2 separate regions of the Mus musculus genome follow, and region 2 is linked to region 1. A link is a loop called in an ENCODE intact Hi-C map of the cell type or tissue named here. Cell type or tissue: left cerebral cortex. All regions are shown on one strand. Each heading gives the region's core, and the rest is flanking DNA. Links, peaks and the distances in the headings are about the cores only.

What was found. A loop is a pair of places that touch in the nucleus more often than their neighbours do. Peaks named below come from ENCODE experiments on the same cell type or tissue, not always from the same donor. Only the 100,000 strongest peaks of a DNase experiment are listed, where the experiment ranks them.
Region 2: it touches region 1 in a loop (3-fold over the local background); 3 of 42 quality-filtered maps call a loop at or near these places.

What each region holds. Positions count from the first base shown.
Region 1 is chr4:149,957,206-149,960,838 of GRCm38, reverse strand. No RefSeq gene overlaps it. Among named protein-coding and RNA genes, the nearest start is that of Spsb1, 4.0 kb to the right of the region's middle. In left cerebral cortex, for the core only: a CTCF peak has its summit at 2,050 (motif pointing right); DNase peaks (open chromatin) are centred at 2,057 and 2,430.
Region 2 is chr4:149,736,544-149,740,176 of GRCm38, reverse strand. It overlaps Tmem201 (transmembrane protein 201), which reads left to right and starts at 2,109. Exons shown (of 11, transcript NM_001284270.1): 1 at 2,109-2,342. The coding sequence starts at 2,230. In left cerebral cortex, for the core only: a CTCF peak has its summit at 2,008; DNase peaks (open chromatin) are centred at 1,545, 2,006 and 2,603; H3K4me3 peaks cover 1,606 bases; H3K27ac peaks cover 883 bases.

The sequences.
Region 1 (3,633 bases), core at 657-3,156:
TCATGTATTCGTCCGACACTATTTGAGGAGAGTGGGGACTGAGATTATTAAGGAAATCCTCGCTGTTGTCTTGTTTCGCCTACTGGAGCATCTTTTTCCTCTGTCCTTGTGACTTCTTTTTGCTCCTGAAGGGAGCAGACCAGAGACTTAAAGGGCACACAAGCTATGGGTTCTCCTTCCAGGGTTTCTGCCGCCCTTTTAGCCCAGGTCCCAGTTTGCTCATCTATGAGTCAGGCTCGGACAGCCCTGGAACCCAAGGCCAGAAGAACCAGCTCATCTCCAGCTGCCCGGCTAGTGTGTGTGGGGATAAATAATTGCTCTTTAATGCCTCTTTGGGGTAGTTTGTTCCACAGCAGTGACTGGGAGATGCCGTGTGTCAAGGATCCAGGTGAGCCTTGGGCATCAATAGGAATGCAACGTAGCCCTTCATATAAGTCTGGTGAGATTAGGATGACCCAAAGATTCAGACCATCGGTGGCGAGATTGCCTCTCATGGGGGCTGTGAGGGAGGGCCAGGTGGGAGAATGTGTAATGGGGGGGGGGTGATCAAGCCGAGAAGGGCAGCTGGGAGCTGGGAGCCAGAGCAGGGGTAGGATGGGGGCAGGGAAGCTTCTGGAGAGAGGTCTGCGGCACAGCGGAGGAGGAGGAAGCAGGGGCGTGAGAAGGTAAGGCAGGGAGGAAGACTGCCTAAGGTTTATTGGACATCCTCAAAAAACGTCTATATTAGCCCCTCCCCCTACGCACACTGCCTAAGGCTTATTGGGCATCCTCAAAACGTCTATATTAGCCCCTCCCCCTACGCACACTGCCTAAGGCTTATTGGGCATCCTCAAAAGGTCTGTTAGCCCCCCCACCCCCCACTGCCCAGGGCTTATTGGACATCCTCAAAACAAAAACGTCTATATTAGCCCCTCCCCCTACGCACACTGCCCAAGGCTTAAGAGGGAACAAAAAACTTTTAAGAGCTGGAGAACCGGGAGGAGTGTGGTGGAATGCTGTCTTCTTGACATGCATGGCTGCCCTGCCTATGACCTCACTGCCGCGGTGGTTCCTGCACAAGCCCTGTATAAGAGTAAGCCAACCAATGTGATCAGTCCACACTGTAGCGGGTAGCACCAACTGAACTCAGCTGGTTAAAAAATAATAGAAAGAAAAGAAAAAAAAAAAAAAGAGCTCAATACATGTCCATTAAGATCCTCAGATTTTAATTAAAAAAATATCAAGAGACCAGAGGAAGAAATACTCTCAGCAAGTATTTGTTTACACTGTTTAAATAAAGATTTATTGTTCCAGTAAAGGCGTCCATCCCATGGGGAAAATACCCTGAAGGACTGGCAAACATTACTAGTGACAATCTGACAGAGGCACAGCATCCCAGCCGACTGGCTATTATTTTCGTGGAAGAATTATCAGAAAATATTGCAGTAGGAGCTGGAGAGGTAAACTTAGTGCCTAAGAGCACCGGCTGCTCTCTCAGAAGATATGGGTTCAACTCTCAGCACCCACACGACAGACAGCTCACAACCGTTCATAACTCCCAGTTCCAGGGGATCTGGCACCAACTTCTGGCCTCTACCAGTACCAGGCACTCACACAGTACGCTTGTGGACTCGTAGGCAAAACATTCATTGATATAAAATAAAAATAAGTATATCCTTATAAACAAACAAACAACAAAAACCATTGCAATAATGGTTATCGGAAGATCCCCTCTCCCCCTATCCCCATCTCTTGGGAATCTCAAAAAGCCCAAGCTGGTCTTGAACTCACTTTATAAAGGATCATAACATTGAACTTCTGACCTTCTTGCCTCTACCTCCCGAGTGCTGAGTTTACAGGTACATGCCAGCAAGGCCAGGTTTATGTGATGCTAGCTAAGAAGTCTAACAACTAGCTGCATGCCACAGAATGTCCATCTCTCTGTTAACATCTTCTCAGAGTCTTAAGAGCTCCTTTCAAGCCTGGGTACCACCCAAATCCTGGCATAAAGTTCCGGAGCCTTTTCTCTGAATGTTTGATATCGCTATACTGCAATCCCACATATGGCCAGCAGGTGTCACTGTTCAACAACGTGATCCTGCATCAGCACAGGCACAAAGGACAAATGGAGCCTAGTTTGTTTTACCTTGTGAGAGAGATCTGTCTTCTGTTATGGGTAAGGGATGGCCTACATGTACTAATATGCCCGTGTTTGTTCTCTCGGTCTTGGTAGCACTTGCAACACTTTTGTGTCATGGATTGGTCTCACAAATCCTTGGGAATCTTTAAGCTCCTCAACCCCCCTTTTTATTTCATGTTTGTTAAATAAGTGCACACATGTATGAGAACATGTCTCTACAAGCCCTGGGAAACACGTAGAGCAGTTCTATGGGTAACAAAACCAAATCGGCTGGGTAAAGTGAACCCCGCAACCATCCGAGTTAAAATTCCAAACACTCGGCATAATCTCATTTACATACTCCTACTTCTCAGATCATGGGGGAGAGGCGTGGACTGGAGATTCCCGAGAAGCTCCTATAACCGGCCTCGCAGAAATGAAAATATTCCAAAGAGACACTTTTATTTTTCAATTTGACTGTCAGACTATTGAAATAATGGACCCCAAAGAAATGGGAATTTCCCCAGGAATCTCATGCTGGCAGGAGAAAGGACTCTGGCTAGAGGGGGAACTTGTCTCCCAGAAAGATTTCACATAGTTCTAAGAACTCAGACCTCCCTATGGGATGCGGCTGAAGCCCAAGCCATGATGGGCCAGCGGGACCATATTTTGACCGTAACTGCCTAGATACGCGTATTCTTGGTCCCTACCTCACGTCACAACCCCACAGATGAACTTGTGGCATTTATGAGATCTCTCCAGTGTGACCACACCAGATATATCTTCTTTTTCTGCTGCTTTCCACTTTTAATTTGGCTACCTTAGTAGGCTTCTTTTTTTTTTTTTTTTTTTTTTTTTTTTTTTTTTTTTTTAGTTTTTTTGAGATAGGTTTTCTCTGTGTAGCCCTGGCTGTCCTGGAACTCATTCTGTAGACCAGGCTGGCCTCGAACTCAGAAATCCGCCTGCCTCTGCCTCCCAAGTGCTGGGATTAACTTAGTAGGCTTCTTGAGGATAGGTGACCCAACCTGATTTGAACTCATGTTGTAACCCCACATTCGACAACATGCCCAGGCCAGCTAGCCTGGTGTATGCAGCAGTGAGCACTAAAGCCGAGTCTGAGATGCAGCGGATGGCGAGGACCAGTGCCTGAGGTTGTCATGACCTCTGTAGGCACGCTGCTGTATCCACATGTACATTGCATATACTGACATGCACACAAAATTAACTTCAAACAAATCGAGTCTCTGCAGGTTAAGTATCTTGGTCAAGGACACCCAGTGGGTGAACAAAGGTTCTTGGGTTTACGCTAGGCTGGTCTTAATGCAAGGGGCCTCAGAGAAGACAAGGGCCCTGTACCCTTTAAAGAATGGCAGGGTTCTTCCCTGCGGGCCCCAACTATCCAAGACACCTCTAGCTAGACCTCAAACTAACATCAGAGAGAGCAATTCTGTGAGGGCTTGTTCCCTAATCATCCATCCTTATCATTTTCTGAAGGTTAGAGAAGTGAGTGAGCAAATCATATCAACAGAACCCAT
Region 2 (3,633 bases), core at 557-3,056, 220 kb after region 1:
ACAGTCCCCTGCAAGACAACCCCAGTGACTAACGACTAGGCCTTGCCTCTTAAGTTTTTACCACTTGGGGCTAGAAAAATGGCTCATATGTTAAGAACACTGGCTTTCCTTCTAGAGGATATGGGTTCAAGTTCTGAACCCCACAAGATGACTGAGAACCATCAGCCTCCAGTTCTAGGGCGGACCCAATAACTTCTCTGGCTTCAGTAGGTACCAGGCATCATAAAAGGTGAGATTTTCTGTTTTGGTGGTTTTGTGTTATTTAGTTTTAAAGTTTCTACCTGTGTCACCTTCCAGGAACTTCGCCAGCTGGACACCAAAACCTAAACACATGGGACTTGGATGAGTTCTGAGTCTGAAATCTGGATCTGAAATCATTTTTCCTTCCCTTTGCCTAAGACTTAGAGATGCCAATAGTCATGCGGTGCCTAAGATGGTGTGAGTGATGTTCAGGAAGCTCTTAGACAACAGCTATCTGCTGGAGACCTTTCCTGGAACTCAAGGCATCCGATCCAGAAAGTGAATGATGTGTGGGCGTGGCCATGCATTGTGTGAGCCAGTGCACTCTAGGCACACTCAGAGCTAATAGAAAGCAAAAGGAGGATGGGAAAGGTCTTGTCTCTGATGTACAAGCGACACCTTCCAGGCTTTTACATTGATTCCCTGCACACAACCTGCTCCTTCCTTCCTGACTGGTGACATGTGGACAGGTGAGCTGCCAACAAAAGCGAGAGATTATTACAGTGACCCTCAAGCCATCATTGCCCACAGAGAACTTGATCTTAAAGACACTCATAGGGGCTGATGAGATGGCTCAGCAGGTAAGAACACCCGACTGCTCTTCCTGAAGGTCCTGAGTTCAAATCCCAGCAACCACATGGTGGCTCACAACTATCCGTAATGAGATTTGATGCCCTCTTCTGGAGTGTCTGAAGACAGCTACAGTGTACTTACATATAATAAATAAATAAATCTTTAAAAAAAAAGAGACACTCATAAAATTGTGTGTGTGTGTGTTGGTGGGGTATTCTACAGAAACATAGTATGTAATTAGAGATAAACTTTTTTTAGATTTTTGTTTTTGTTTTGTTTTTGTTTTGTTTTTCAAAACACGGTTTTTCTGTGTATCAGAGTCCTGTCTGTCCTGGAACTTGCTCTGTAGACCAGGGTGGCCTTGAACTTACAGAGATCTGCCTTCCTCTGCCTCCCAAGTACTGAGATTAAAGGTGTGCACCACCATGCCCCATAATTTTTTGACCTTTTTTTTTTTAAAGAAATCAAAGGCTTGTGCCACAACATCTGCCCAACCTGGTATAAATATTTCTTGCTAGAGATGTTTTGTTTTATTTTGTTTTGTTTTAGGACAGGACCTACCTACTAGCCCATGGATTGCCTGATGACCTGGAACTCACTGTGTAGTCCAAGCTGACCTCAAATTTACAAAAATCCGCCTACCTCCACAGGGATTAAAGGCGTGCATCACCAAGCCTCAGTGAGTTTTTCTTGATCCCTAATTTAGCTCACGTAAATGCTGAAGCACGCCTGTAAGTGGCTCTTCCCTCCATCTCACTCCCCGAGGTAATCTATTTGAAGTGCACAGACTTCATCAAACTTGGCAACTATGAAAATCATCTACATTCGACTAAAGAAAAAAAAAAGGATAATCCCTTCAGGACCAATCCCCCCCCACACACACACACACCTTAGCCATTCACTCTAATGGCTGCATTATGTTCCGAAACATGCTATCCTGTGATTATTTAACCTCGTTTCCGTCTTTGGACGTTTGTGTTTGTGCAAGCTAATTTTCAACCACTGTGGCGTCTGAAGCGGCACAGACCGACTTTAGCCCAACGCCAGGAAAGCAGGACTAAGTGGAGAAAGCATTGGCAAGGATTAGCGTTAAGGTAGCAGCACTAGGACCTGCAAATGCATGCGTGCGCAGGCTGCAGGCGCAGGCGGGACTCCTTCCAGCTCTAGAGAGTGGCTTTGCAACTGTGGACGCTGGGGGGCGCGTCCGAGCCAGTGCCGAGGGCTTCCGTAGGCGCCCCGCCCACTCAGGCTCGCCCCGCGCCGCGATTGGCTGCGCGGCGGGAGCGCGCCGAGTCAAGGGGCGGGCTCGCGCCGGCTACAAAGCGGCGAAGGTCACGGCGCGAGCTGGAGCGCGCGGGCCGCTGGGAGTCTCTTTTGCGGCCCGCGCCCCTTGCCCACCGACTCGGCCCGGAAGCCATGGAGGGAGTGAGCGCGCTGCTGGCTAGCTGCCCCACCGCCGGCCTGGCGGGCGGCCTCGGGGTCACGGCGTGCGCTGCCGCCGGCGTGGTGCTCTACCGGATTGCGCGGAGGTGAGTGCGCGCCCCGCTGCACGCGGCCCGGGCCGCCGCCCCGCCCCCGCGAGGCCACGGCGGAGTCCTAGGGGCGGACCAGGCCTGCTCGCGAATGCGGGACGCATTCTCCGCCACCGCCTTTGCCCTCACCCCCTAAAAGCCTCGTCGGGGAGCAGCCGCCGACCGTGGCTGGGGGAGGGGGCTGCTGCTTGCTCCTCCCTTCGAGGCCCGTGCTCCTGGCTGGACTGCCCTGCTGGGCCTCTGCCGCCCATCGGTTAGGAGGATGAGAGCTGGCGCTTGATGGTCTGTATGCGATAGCAATAACATTCCTCGCGTAAGCTTTCCCCCGGAGAAGCCTTGGAGCTGAGTACTTAGAAGGCACGTGTGAGCAGTAGCAGCCTGAGGCAGGAGCCTGCGCTCCACACATTTAAGGAACTTGTCCACTCAGAGGTGTACGCTGTACTCCTTGGACACATGTCACGGATGGGCTTTGGGATCAATACCCTGGCCTGTCATGGCTCAGAGACCACGCAGACCCCAGTACTCCAAGCTTGCCGTGGTCAAACCCCAGAATGGAGTCGTTTCTCCAGCAGCGTGAAGGAATAGCTCACCTGATCACATTTCCCGAGGATAGGAACATACACGCATTCGTGGGAGCCTCTTTGGGACAGCCGGGGATGTGCAGTGCTCGGGACTTGACCCTAGTCGCTGGATGACAAGGAGCTATGGTTTGAACTGGCAATCAGGGTGATAGGTCGCCCTCCTTAACCCTGCATTTCTTCTGCAGGAGAGGGCAGGCAAAAGTTGTTAGAGGTAGGTGAGTCAGCGGCACCTAAGGAGGGGATGGATGTCAGCTGTGTTTGAAAGAGGGGGCCACATCCCGGGGGGCTGAGAGAGTGCCTGACTCTAGATCTCAACCCAAGCTTCCTGTCTTGTTCCCACCCAGTTTTTGGGAGTCAGAGGGACCGCTTAAGATCAGCCAACCCAAAGCAGTCCCTCGTTACCTGGGCCTAGGGGAGCCTGGGCAGTCTGTTCATGTGCCAAGCAGAGCTTGTCCCAAAAGCCAGGCATCTCCTGGCTGCCTCTGCCAGCTCAGGGCATTTGGCCAAAAGAGCAGAGTGGGACTTGTTGTGGCCAGGACTGGCTGCCTGTCACCCTTCCTGTCCTGCCAACGAATGCCTTGCCTCTGCTAGAGACAGGAATCTGAGTTCTTGGTGAGGTGTGTGTGGGACATGTATTTCTTTTTGTTGTTGTTTTTTTTGTTTGTTTGTTTGCTTGCTTGTTTTTTTCGAGACAGGGTTTCTCTGTG